2 separate regions of the Homo sapiens genome follow, and region 2 is linked to region 1. A link is a contact called in ENCODE Hi-C or POLR2A ChIA-PET data. All regions are on one chromosome and are shown on one strand. The core of a region is the stretch at or near the end of the contact, and the rest is flanking DNA. Distances in the headings are between cores, read along the strand shown. Region 1 overlaps BIRC6 (baculoviral IAP repeat containing 6). Region 2 overlaps BIRC6 (baculoviral IAP repeat containing 6).

Region 1 (6,779 bases), core at 1,874-4,373:
AAGTCACAGTTTATAACTAAAAATACAGACATAAATTCAAGAGGCAAAGATGATAAAAAATGTTGATATGTATGAAGTAAAATTCATGTTACAAGCAATTTTAAAAATCTTTAATTTGCTAAAACACATTTCAATAGCACTGTTAAAAAAAAATGGAAAGTGAGATCTTAAGCAAATCAAAAATTTCATCTTACCAAACTGTAATTTCTTCATAACAGCCACATATTTTTCTTCAAGTGACTTTAATACTGACAAAGGTTTGGGTTTCATAGCCGCCTTCTTGGAGTATTCACCCAGTTTTTTTTCTGTTATTTAATATTTCAAGATAAATAACATATACATTTTAAGTATATATTTTAAAAAATAAAACTAAAAAGAATTCACCTCTAGAGTTCAAATTGTGAATTCCAAAAAATTGTCAACTTCTTCACAATTATCTTATTACAACCGCTCTGAGAATAAAAAATTTCTATTTCATAAACATAACAATAACATAAACATAACAATAAAGCAAAAACATAATCATCTTTATGAAAAGAGGAAGTGAAACAATAGATAATTCAGATCACTTTCTTCAGCTAACATAGGAAAATATCTATCCATCCGTCCATCCATCCATCCATCCATCCATCCATCTATCTGGAAACAGAGTATTACTCTGTCTCCCAGGCTTGGAGTACAGTGGTGCAATTACAGCTAATTGCAACCTCAACTTCCCAGGCTCAGGTAATTCTCCCACTTCAGCCTTCCAGGTAGCCGGGACCACAGGCACACGCCATTATGCCCACCTAATGTTTCCTGTATTTCGTAGAGACGGGGTTTCACCATGTTGCCCAAGCTGATCTTGAACTCCTGAGCTCAAGTGATCTATCCATTTAGTCCTCCCAAAGTGCTGGGGGGGTTAAAGGCGTGAGTCACTGCGCCAGCCAGAGATATCAATTTAAACTAAATTCTCACCCATAGTCTTAATGTACTATTTTCTATCTAATATAAAGGCATTTTTTCAATTTCATGAATTTCAGGGGGAAGAAATATTTATAATGTATGTTCTCAGCCTACTAAATTTAGCAATCATATATAGTAGAAATGTTTAAAAATTAGACTATACATGATTGAAATCAGATAAAGAACAAAATCTAACAGAGAACAAAATTTTTAGGTAAATGAACTTGCTTTAAAATCATTAACATAAAGCAAAAACACAAAGGCAGGTTTCAGTAAGTAAATGAAACATCTTTACATCAAATGAAAAGTGGCATAATAGGAAAAGTTTTGTACCCTGATTTGCTTGCCGCAAACTGGTGGTGGCTGCATAAACTATCTCAGCAGTCTTTTGGATGTCTGGTACCAAAAGAGTAAGTCCTTCTGGTTCTTGATCAGACGCATCTGGTTTTACTCCTGTTTTAACATTTTCCCTTTTAGATCTGAATTTTTTTAATATGGAAAGAAAAGCAAGGAAAATTAAGATTTTAGGACTAAAACACCTCCATAAATCAATATACAAATGAGTGTGTGCATTTCATTTGTCACACACATGATCTATATTAACTTGCTTTTGAAGCCACTGGCTAGTAAAGTTATGGGTAGGTTTTCCCTTCTAATATAAAATCAGAGAAGAGACAGACATTATATAAATGTCATACTGTAAAAGATCCAGATACCTGATGTCCTCAGAGACACACTTTTAAAAACACACATAATTATAAATATTCAGAGACAGAAATCACTTCTACACCTAAAATATTTGAGAATTAAAGGACCACAAGCAGTTTTTAAATTTTAATACTATTTGTATTTCACTCAGAATTAAATTTCCAAGAAAAAAAAACATATTTTAGAGTAAAATGTAGGTTCATTACTGGGTGTCTTAATACAATGTGTTTCTATACATTGGATCTTTTAATGAGACACTAAGTTTTAGGGCATATTCATTTTAAAGATATTATTCTGTTATTTCCTATCAGGATCTAAAATGTACCCAATTTCATTTCACATTGTTATCACAATAGGATGTATTACAGCAAGGTTTAAGTATATAGGACATTACATTTTTATTTAAATTTTCTAGATAAATGTACTAGTAGTTTAATACAAGAGTCACTGAAAACACAACTAAACATTATTTCCTTTTCTCTATTCCAACTCTCAGCACATTATTGACATCACAAACATCTTTACACTACTGCTTAGAATTTCAAAAATCTACATCTTTATAATTCTTTAAATAGATCATTTGAAACAAACTAAAATCGTATATAAATAAAAGTGTTTAAAATATTTATGCTAAGGTATGATCTAAACTATACATCACTTATTTTTTTAGTTGTATACCTACCTAAAAAGGGACTTGGTCATTACATTAAAATACTATCTCGCAAAGTGGTCATGGAGCCTTAGAGAACTATAAAAAGAGTAACAGACAGTAGAAGAATCCTTAACAAATAGGCTGGGCATGGTGGCTCATGCCTGTAATCCCAGCACTTTGGGAGGCTGAGGCGGGTGGAACACCTGAGGTTGGGAGTTCGAGACCACCCTGAACAACATGGAGAAACCCCATCTCTACTAAAAATGCAAAATTAGCTGGACATGGTGGCGCATGCCTGTAATCCCAGCTACTGGGGAGGCTGAGGCAGGAGAATCACTTGAACCTGGGAGGCGGAGGTTGCAGTGAGCCGAGATCACGTCATTACACTCCAGCCTGGGCAACAAGAGTGAAACCCCATCTCCCAGAAAAAAAAAAAAAGAATCCTTAACAAATAATACTATGTCATCTACATACAAATGAACCTTTCCTTGTCACAAAAACAAAAATCTGCTCAGAAGCTATTCAATCCTTAACTCAAGGTAGATAAACAGTAAACTCAGAAGCCACTCAAGTGGGTAGGAAGAATAAATGAAAATAGTATCATGCATGTGTTTTGAATTTGGTTCCTACAATGTGTAAACAAAAACTAGTTTCTACAGATATCTTTAACTAGAAGGTAAAAACTTATGTCACCTGACTTAACTGAAGAGGTATAATATGTCACTGAATGGCTGCCTTTTTTCCTGTGCTCTCTTCTTATCTTCCCTGAGTTATAAGAAGTCAGAGAACACATGGCCACTTTCCTTTACCACTCAGGAAATGACTTGGCAGATGTTATACTGTACACCATTTCAGTCATCAACTGTCGTCTATGTACATGTATCTGAATATATGTTTTTGCATATATAAGGAGAGTATAGTGTACGTCTGAAGACTGAAATATCAGAGAATTTTACTGCTCGAGTCAACTACTATACTGTGTCTTTTACAGCTATGAAATTAAGGTGAGACTGTAGTTTAACAGTGAGTCACTTCTTAATAAAGACATGATTCTGGTAGAGTAACTCAAACAGATTACCAACTTCTGCATTTGTCAATAGCTAATAACAATCAGTGTCAAACACTGAGAATGAAGAGAAGTGCATAAGCTGCTTGACAGTACCCACTTTGAATTTACAAAGACTCTTACTCCCCAGTTGTAAATGATTCTCTATTACCAGGTCTTGACAAATTATTAAGTAACAGGGCCACTGAATAAGAAAACAACAGTAACTTGTTTCAGAAAGCAGTTATGATTACAGCCATAATAAAATATAGTTTCCTAAGCCTATAATCAATGAGTTAACCCACTGTACTCTCAATAAAGATTTCACTTAAAGAAACATATCTTGCAGAGAAGGAAGATATGAAAGTGAAGCTCTTTTTCCAGAAAGGTTATTTTCTCTTTGATGAAACAAGAATCTTTAGCATGGAGCATGAACTGCATCAATCCAGTTTAGGTCTTTATTGTATTTACCACCCCAGTGTGTAGATTACCCTTGGAACTACTGATTCTAAATCTCAAGCTCTATTCATGCCAATTTCCTAAATCCACTTTTAAAAAGAAGATTAGTAAGAGATTATTAAAATAGTACACAAGGTTAGGATGATAAATTTTATTTTTTTACCATAATTAAGAAAAAGTAAAAGAAAAATAATTGTGCAAGAATCCTCAGAAGTTTAAAAAAATTCTTTACATCAAATGTGTGAAAGAAATGATATATATTTCATATTGAAGACAATGGTTGAATCATAAAGCAGATATATATTAGACCTTTGACCAGGTTCTAATGAGAAATCTTTACTTGAATAGTCTGACAAAAACACACCGAAAAAAAGAAAATCTCTAAATGGTGAGAATACTTTGAATATATGAAGAACACACACTACCTGCCTATCAATGATTCTAACTAGTCATTGTCTGACATTAAACTATAGCCAGTAGTCTCTTTTCTATAAAAGTTGCAGGTTACTGTCAACCCATATGTAGGCCCAGCTCATGAAAAAAGGCCATACCTTAGCTCACATCCTGAAGTCTGTGTGAAAAGCTATTTGAGTTCAAGGCACCTAGCTGGAAGTAGGTCTTTGAGACTGACAATGGATCCAACATGGTAAAAGCAATCAGCGACGGCCGCTACCATGGTATCCGCTGCTTTGTGCATACGTTGAATCTGGTTGTGATCACTGCCCTGAAGAAATACGAGGAAGCAACTGAAGTTTCCACTATTGCACAGAATTATCTGCAAACATTTTCCACTATGCTGTGAATTCCAACTAAATAGCTAATTAGTTAAACAAATTTTGGCTCTGTGACACATATCTGAAGTAGGATGTGAGCAAAATGGGCAAATCTTTCTCCTGAAAACAAAACAAAAAAGCAAACCCATACCTCAACATTCAATTATATTGAACTGCCTCTACCAGTATCTACCGCCCAAATAAAGTTGAGTATTAGTAAGACTAAATACACCATGTCAGAATTATGGTATTTTATAATCCAAAAACTGAAAACAGCTTAATACAGCTATTTCCTTGATAAAACAAGACCCCTTTAACCCTTTGCACTCCTAAATCTAAGCTAAACATACTGCAAAGTTGCAATAAACATTTAAAAAAGGAGAGCCATTTGAAGAAGTTATCTGGAGACTACATGCTGAAATGTAGATTCACAACTATTAAGAATTAGCACTGCAGAAGAAGATTCTAAAACTATAAGAGAATGAAACTTCTACATTTACCAAAAAGCACTGATCACACTGTGCTCCTCAGTTCTAAAGCTCTTTGACAGTAATTATAGTTTAGATTAGAGGTAAACTGAAAGAGTAAATAAAAATATTACTGTGGGAAACTGCTTCTAGTATCTCCAGGATGCACAAAAATAATTCTTGAAATGCACCAGTAAACGGGCGAAGATCTCCGTACTATAAATGTTTTCTGTGATTAATTTAAAGCTTAGTTTTTAACTCTATGATCCCCTTTTGTTTTTACTTAATCTCTAAGTGGAAGTACCAGTTTAATTTTGAATGATTTAAATGAATGTTGAAAGAAAAATATTTTGGTAGCATAAGTGAGCATGAAAGAAGGGAATACTTAAAATAGTTATAAGAAGCCTTTAAAAATAAAACCTTGATTTCTATACTAGACACAAATATACTAATTTTTAGGCCAAATTAAACATCACCAGACATACGGAAGGTACTGCATGCTACTGTTAAATAGAGTTGCCACAAATAATATGTTTCAGCAGTTTACCAGGGGACAACCCAACTGAGCCAGTCAAAGAAGAGATGTTAAAATAAATATTTGCCTATCTGTGTGAAAAAAGACTGACAAACAACTGAACTTGTTTACCACCATCAAAAACAGGAATGTTTAAAGAAATATATGGGTATAACAAATGCTATCTGGCTAAGAAATCAGGACTTTTTCATTTTTAGGTATAAGAAGCAGAGGTAAAAGAGTGTTTTTCAACAGAAATCAAAGTAGGAGGGCTGGAACTGAAATTTTTTTTAACTAAAGTGCTAGAAGATCCAGCTTATGGGGGTTAAAATAAAAGAGTCTGGTAGAAAATATGCCTTGAAAGATGTAAATCAAGTGATCTCCCATTGCTTAGGTATATAAAAAGGAAGTGGGGTACTTGTACAAGTGACTTCAGTTATTTAAAACTATGATGAACAACTTTCCATTAGGAAGAAACTTTGAGATAGCTAGGAAAAACGGCAATAAAAGATGCTTGCTTCAATGCTGTTCAAAGAGAAGTTAAATATCCAGAACACTTTACACTGAACATAGAGTCATTTGTGTCATGCCCTGGCAGCAAATAAGATTTTTTTATTCACAATAAGTTTCTCTCTCAAATTTTTGGTGAAACCATCAAATACCAACTACACTAAATACGATTTTTGCTTATTGGAGTACAGCAGAAAAAGTCTGCACAAAAGATCAGATATAAAAAAAAGGCTTTGTTCCTGCTTGAAGGAAGCTATGAAATACCATATTTATTCAAAAGTAAAACTACTATGGCTATATTTTAATTTCATCTTAAGATAATACCAGCTGGAATGACCAGCAGGAGATAAATTTCACCAGAACTAACTTGTAAATGCTAAAGGGTCCCATCTTCACAGAGTGACTATTTTGTGGGTAACAGAATGAATTTTCACAATAGATAATAATATTTAAATTCAAGTAAAAACAATATGTATGTACAGATTTAAAGTATTATGTTATCCACGCCAGAAATCCCTTTATTAGTGGAGGTAACTGAGAGTTACTTTCAAGTTCTGTCTTTTCTAACAGTCTAAAATAAAATGTTGAACAATACTCATAAATGGGGAGTGTTTTTGCTTACTCTTTAAATATCAAGTACTGCTGCATAAATCCTTTAACCATCTCTTCTTGACAAAGGAGCTAAAGATATTAGAAATATAGGGTA
Region 2 (6,779 bases), core at 3,124-5,623, 33 kb after region 1:
CATTTGTGACTATAATAAAAATCAATGAATTGTATACTTTAAATGGGTGAACTGAAGGGTACCGAATTATCAACCATTAAAGCTGTCACTAAAATTTTTTTCTCTTAAGTACTTATTCATATACATTTGCTCCTTTTTATACTGAAATATTTATTTTCTTCAATTGCTTTAAAACACTAATACGAGGAAAAGCACCCAGTAAACATTGCATATATTTTATAAATGTTTTTATTTTTCAAATATAGGAAAACATAAGACTTGAATGTACAATCATGTAGCCTCTTTTCAACTTGAGACTGGCACAATAATGAAGCCTTAGAAAAAACCTTCCCTATTCCACAGTTTTCTCCTGCCCCCCCATTTTAGCTACATCTGCTGGAATGGAATCCACAGTTTTGAATGATTTCCCTGTCTACATCGAAATATTTGAAAAATCAGAATTTATACTGATAAAAATATAGCCAGGTACCCAAAGATTACCATTTGCACTGCTTTATAAACTCATTTAGCAAAGTAGTGCACATAGTATTTCACCGTTCTCAACCCTCTTCATGTAACATACAAAGAGAAACAGAACAGAGGACACATTGTTCCAACCAAAACCCCAGCAAGTTATTTTGTGGCTATCAATCAAATGATTAAGTTTCTATGGAAAGGCAAAATACGTAGCATAGCCAGCACAACATTGAAGAACAAAGTCAGAGGACTGACACTATATGACTTGACCACCTGACTATAATGCTGCGACAATTAAGACAATGTGGTACTCACGAAAGAATAAACAAATAGATCAGTGAAACAAAACTGGGAATAAAAATCTGTATGTGAATGTTTATAGCAGATCTATTCATAAATGCCAAAAAAAGGAAGCAATCAAGATGTTCTTCAAAAGGTGAATGAATAAACACTTACATGTTCATACAATGGAATATTTTTCAGCGATAAAAAAGGAAGCAGCCACCAAGCCATGAAAACACATGGACAAAACTTAAATGTATATTATTAAATGAAAGAAGCCAATCTAAAAGGCTAGATCTTATGATTACAACTATATGACATTCTGAAAAAGGCACAACTATGGAGACAGTACAAAGAACAGTGGTTACCAGAGGTCTGGGGATTAGGAAGGGATGCAGGATTAATAGAATTTCTTAGGGCAGTAAACTCTTCTGTGTGATCCTGTCATGGTGGAATACATAAAATTGCGCATTTGTCAAAACCCACACAACTGTAGAACATAAAGAGCGAACTCGAATTTCAACTATAAATTTAGTTAAAAATAACATACCACTATTAGTTCATCAATTATATGTACTACACTAATGCAAAATATGAATAAGTAAACTGTGAGTAGGAACTGCATATATGGGAACTCTGTACTATCTGCTCAATTTTCTGTGAACCTAAAAATACTCAACAGCAATTTAGATAAAATTATAAAAGAATACAAGTAATACAAGATATGTTTATGTTTTAAAAATTAAATTATTATGAAGGTATTAAGAACAACCAAAACCACAAAATGAGAATCTTCTTCTCCATACATGAATAATGAAGACAGTCTAGCATGCTAAAGTTCAATAAGGAAGAGAAGGGGAAAAAGAGATCCCACAAATTTGCAAGCACAAATATAACTGATAATTCCAATTGTTAAAATCTAGAAATAATAATAATTTTATTTTTTTTTAAGTTGGAGTCTCACTCTGTCACTCAGGCTGGAGTGCAATGGCATGATCTCGGCTCACTGCAACCTTCACCTCCCGGGTTCAACCAATTCTCCTGCCTCAGCCTCCCGAGTAGCTGCGATTACAGGGGCCCACCACCACGCCTGGCTAGTTTTTGTATTTTTAGTAAAGACGGGGTTTCACCATGTTGGCCAGGCTGGTCTCGAACTCCTGACCTCGTGATCCGCCCGCCTCAGCCTCCCAAAGCGCTGGGATTATAGGCGTGAGCACTGCCCCCAGCAAAATCTAGAAATAAATAAATAAATATATATATATATATACATGATTAAAGCATTATTTCTTCATATAAACATAAAAGATAATCCCAGAAACTTTAAAAAAAACTTTAGGTTCAAAAAAAACCTTGAATATAATTTACAACTAAAAAAAAATCAAAATAAAATGAAATCGAACGATTTCAAATTTCATAATTAATGAATACTAATTAGAAAGTATATCACTCATGAGCGGGCACAGTGGCTCATGCCTGTAATCCCAGATATTTGGGAGGCCGAGGTGGGCAGATCATTTGAGGTCAGAAGTTGCAGACCTGCCTGGTTAACATGGTGAAACCCAGCCTCTACTAAAAATACAAAAATTAACCAGGCGTGCTGACACGCCTGTAGACCCAGCTACTCAGGTCGCTGAGGCAGGAGAATCACTTGAGCTTGGGAAGTGGAGGTTGCAGTGAGCCAAGATCGTGCCACTGTCCTCCAGCCTGGGCAACAGAGCTAGACTCCATCTCAAAAAAAGAAAAAAGAAAAAAAAAAAAAAGTATGTTACTTGGAGGTCAATTTTTTTTTTTTTGAGATGTAGTCTCACTCCGTCACCCAGGCTGCAGTGCAATGGCATGGTCTCGGCTCACTGCAACCTCTGTCTCCCGGGTACAAGTTACTCTCCAGCCTCAGCCTCCCAAGTAGCTGGGACTACAGGCACGTGCCACCACGCCCGGCTAATTTTTGTATTTTTAGTAGAGATGGGGTTTCACTATGTTGGCCAGGCTGGTCTCGACCTCCTGACCTCGTGATCCACCCGCCTCGGCCTCCCAAAGTGCTGGGATTACAGGTGTGAGCCACCGCCCCCGGCCTACTTGCAGGTCAATTTATAAAGCACGAGATGTTGCATAAAAAAAAAAAAGTCGGGCACAGTGGCTTATGTATGCAATCCCAGTGACTCAGGAGGCTGAGACAAGAGGATTGCTTAAGGCCAGGAGTTTTGAAACTAGCCTGGGCAACATAATGAGAACCTATTTCTACAAAAAATTTTAAAACTTAGCTGGGCATGGTGGCAGGTGCCTGTAGTCCCAGCTAATCAGGAGGATGTTTGAGCCTAAGAATTGAAGGCTGCAGTGCCCTATGAGCACACCACTGCACTCCAGCCCGGGTGGCAGAGAAGACTATGACTGAAGAAGAAAAAAGAAAAAATATATAGTTACATTATATTCACATGTAAACAAAAGGGCATAGAGAAAACAACACAGCTCCTCTGAAATAAATGAAACATGCTATTCCCTCTTATTTAACTGGTATATATTTTACTCTATTGAGTTAGCATTAGGAGAGGCCAACTGGGAATCTTACATTATGGAAATAGAAGAAGATATTCTCTTCATATCAAGGAGTATGAAGGCAAAAGCTAGCAAAACAAGGTAATAATAAGCACTGGCACACGAGACTGGGAATAGTCCAAAAAATGTGAGAGATAAAATTGTGTGTTTATTTTACAAAAATCTTTAAAATTTTAAAAAGAACTTTAAATTTCATTACTGTACTTTAAAAAATATCTCAAGATATCAAATTTCTTCATTTTAAACTAAAAATATCAAGTTTTTTGTATTTCTGTATTTTTCTTGACAACCATTAGTTACGTAAGTATGCTTTTCTTTAAGTCAAATTCTATATTAATGCATATGACAATCTATGCCTATGTCTGGAACCTGACATGTGTTATTTATATCGGATTTATTATTATTGTTGTCATTATTTTTTTGAGATGAAGTCTCACCCTGTTGCCCAGGCTGGAGTGCAGTGGCGTGATCTCGGCTCACTGCAACCTCCGCCTCCCGGGTTCAGGCAATTCTCCTGCCTCAGCCTTCCAAGCAGCTGGGATAACAGGCACCCGCCACTACACCTGGCTAATTTTTTTGTATTTTCAGTAGAGACAGGGTTTCACCATGTTGGCCAGGCAAACCCTTGAACTCAGGTGATCCACCGGCCTTGGCCTCCCAAAGTGCTGGGATTACAGGTGTGAGCCACTGTGCCGGCCTTATTTTTTTTTTTTTTTTAAAGATTTTGAAGACCCCCCCAACCAAGAGGAGAACTTGGAAAACTAATGTAGAGCTGATTTATGCTCTCCTTTTAAGACATGTGCTTTTATTGTAAATTAATGTGTACCGGTGGTCAGCAAGCAACAAGAATGGATAAAGATAATAAACCCTTAATAAAAACCTGCCTGTTAAAGCACAAAACAACATAAAAACTACTTCAATCTTGAATTCTTTCATTCTATTTTTGCCATGAAGAGCTTCATCAGAAAACCCTTAGATGTCTTCAAATTTAGCTCCTTTACACATACTTCATTGTTATTACAGGATTCAATGTGCGCCTGCCTGACAAAGAACAGAGGCACAACACGCTGTTATGCAACACCATGTCTCCAAGTGCAGCTTGCAGCTCCTTTACTCAGCAAGCACCAAATGCATGTTTAATCAGTGTTACAGCTTACAACCAGGCAAGTGAAGTCACTATCCTTCCAATCCTCAAAAGGGCCTGTTTGCTGATTTATGCATAGCTTGAAGACTATCTTGGAATTGTCATCAACAGCTACAGATGCGGGTGTGTGACATTACAAAACTTATGCCAATAAACAATTTTTTTCATTTTTATAGTAGTAACTGGTAGTAGGGAGAGGAATAAAATCACTTTCTGCATTTGGAACTAAAACATTTCAATGGGGAAAAGTATCTTCAAACAGCTGAAAAGAAAAAGAACAGTGTAAAGGTTCATCAGACAGAAAATTCAAAAGAAATAACCATAAACATTAGCATTTTGGAGGAAATATGTGATTCAGCATATAAAAAACCTAAAAAAACTAAAAAATAGAGCCTATTTACAGTGTGACTTACTTGCAGAGGCTAGCAATTTACATCAAATAGTTACAGTGAAATTTACCACAGATTACTAACAGCGAAGATACATCCCTTCAGGATATACTGAAAACATTTGCCATCTTTGATATGAAGCTTGTTCAGCTTTTGTTCACAAGCCCTCCGTGAAGAGAAAAGGTTCATTCATCACTATTGTGGACTAAAGCAACATATCTGATAACACTTTACTCCTGATGCAATGTAGGGTAAGCAGCACTTCTCTTTTAATTATTTTAAAACTCTGACATTTAGTAACTCCATTATTTTAAGCTTAAATATGTGATGTGTTTAATCTGTGGAAATAAATCTTTTATTAAGAGATAAACTCTGCTATTAATTGCTTTTTCAAAATATTAGTAAAATGGAATTAATTTCAATACTAGATTATAAAATTAATGACACAATGATCCTCTAATCTTCAAAGGAAAAAATTATTTAAATCCCTATTCTGCTCAACTGCTCCCCAAAAGAGTTGCTTTAAAAAGGAGTTGATGTTCTAAACTTACCGAATTGTATACACTAAGTATGTGTAGTTTTTTGTATATAAATTGCAGTTCACATTAAATACATCAGCCTAGTTAGATACGTAAAAATTTTTAAGTATCTAAGTAAATACAGAATACGTAAATGGCAGAATCTAACTTCTACATTTTCATTATATTTTCGGCTCTTCAGCCCAAATGTTAAAAACAACAGATTTTAAATTCTATTAAAATACACTCATTTACTATCATTTTCCAACACGTTAACAGACTAAAGTAGGACTGCACACTGAAAAACTACGCAAGAAATGCAACATGTATAATAAATACATTTACTAGCTCTCTGCTAGTAAATACATTTTCTAGTATTTACTAGCTAGTATTTCTTTTCTAGCAATTTTCTAGTATTTACTAGTATTTTCTAGCAATTTTCTAGTATGTACTAGTATTTGTAATAAATACATTTTCTAGCAATTTGCTTCACAATCATTCTCTTTTTCTCTAGATGAAGACATTTTCTGGGAAAACTGGTACTTCTGTCATCACTACAGCAGAAGATGTTAAGAAGCAAGAAGAGAAGAAAAAGAAGAATCTATCTTGACTATGTTAGGTATAGCTGGAACAGTACTTAACCTCTTAGTGATTGTTTTGGTCTACATCCATACCACACTCTGAAGGTCTCGTTCAAGGGACTGCATTCAGGGCAAAACCTGGCTCTAACAAGAAAGATTTAGAAACTATCCTTTAAAAGCACACCTCCAGAATATTAAGACATACATCCCAGGGTAACTCCCTTGCTCTAAGAGCAATTACTATATGATGCTTCCAGTTTGAGGAATAAAATTATAACAAAGCAAACAGGTAAATTTTAACTTTACACAGAGGAAAAAAACAGGACAAAGCAATGAATATGGACACTGAAGATGGACTACTCCAAAACATACAAGATTTAGTAACGTATACAAGACACAACAGCAAAAATGCTACAACCATTTTTCTAAGAGTACATATAAAATACACATTAATTAAAATAAAACTGCATTTAGGTTTGTGTTTTCCTTAAGCCTCTAGTAATCTACTGAATACAGGAAAGGGAAATTTAGTCAGTATAGGAAAGAAGACTATGAAAATGTTTAGAAAAATGAAGTTTTAGTTAGCATTAATGAACACTGAATATTTTAAAAACTGTCTTTGGAAATTATATTTTAGTAACTCCAAAGAAATGAGCCTTAGCGTGACTTTTGGTAGTTAAGCAGTTGTAAAGATAAGGCCACATAGAAAAATAAAGACTACATAGAAAAGAAACTTTCTTGTTTCAATAAAATATTGACATTATTTCTCTGATAAATGTGGGTAATACAAAATAAAACTACCATTGTTAACATTTTAATATATTCTCTAAGTAAACTGGAGTAACTCTTTCTTTCT

The links. A loop is a pair of places that touch in the nucleus more often than their neighbours do. ChIA-PET counts read pairs that join two places held with the same protein, here RNA polymerase II (POLR2A). Pooled maps may share reads with other maps.
Region 2: a map of naive thymus-derived CD4-positive, alpha-beta T cell shows a loop between it and region 1 (1.9-fold over the local background). The contact joins two enhancer-like sites. A Hi-C loop is called at or near these places in 3 of 168 maps with a recorded cell type or tissue (CD4-positive, alpha-beta memory T cell and naive thymus-derived CD4-positive, alpha-beta T cell) and 10 of 50 pooled maps. POLR2A ChIA-PET finds 5 or more read pairs at or near these places in 7 of 52 experiments (AG04450, CD8-positive, alpha-beta memory T cell, OCI-LY7 and 4 more).

The regions. Positions count from the first base shown.
Region 1 is chr2:32,588,560-32,595,338 of GRCh38, reverse strand. BIRC6 (baculoviral IAP repeat containing 6) reads right to left here. Exons shown (of 74, transcript NM_016252.4): 67 at 1,279-1,424; 68 at 195-305. Among named protein-coding and RNA genes, the nearest start is that of BIRC6-AS2, 17 kb to the right of the region's middle. Within about 2 kb of position 3,123, at least 4 of the 41 ENCODE cell types and tissues checked have a DNase peak (open chromatin) inside an H3K27ac peak, as active enhancers do.
Region 2 is chr2:32,556,950-32,563,728 of GRCh38, reverse strand. All of the region lies in intron 65 of BIRC6 (baculoviral IAP repeat containing 6), which reads right to left. It overlaps BIRC6-AS2 (BIRC6 antisense RNA 2), which reads left to right. Exons shown (of 2, transcript NR_125793.1): 2 at 5,857-6,209. Among named protein-coding and RNA genes, the nearest start is that of BIRC6-AS2, 14 kb to the left of the region's middle. Within about 2 kb of position 4,373, at least 2 of the 41 ENCODE cell types and tissues checked have a DNase peak (open chromatin) inside an H3K27ac peak, as active enhancers do.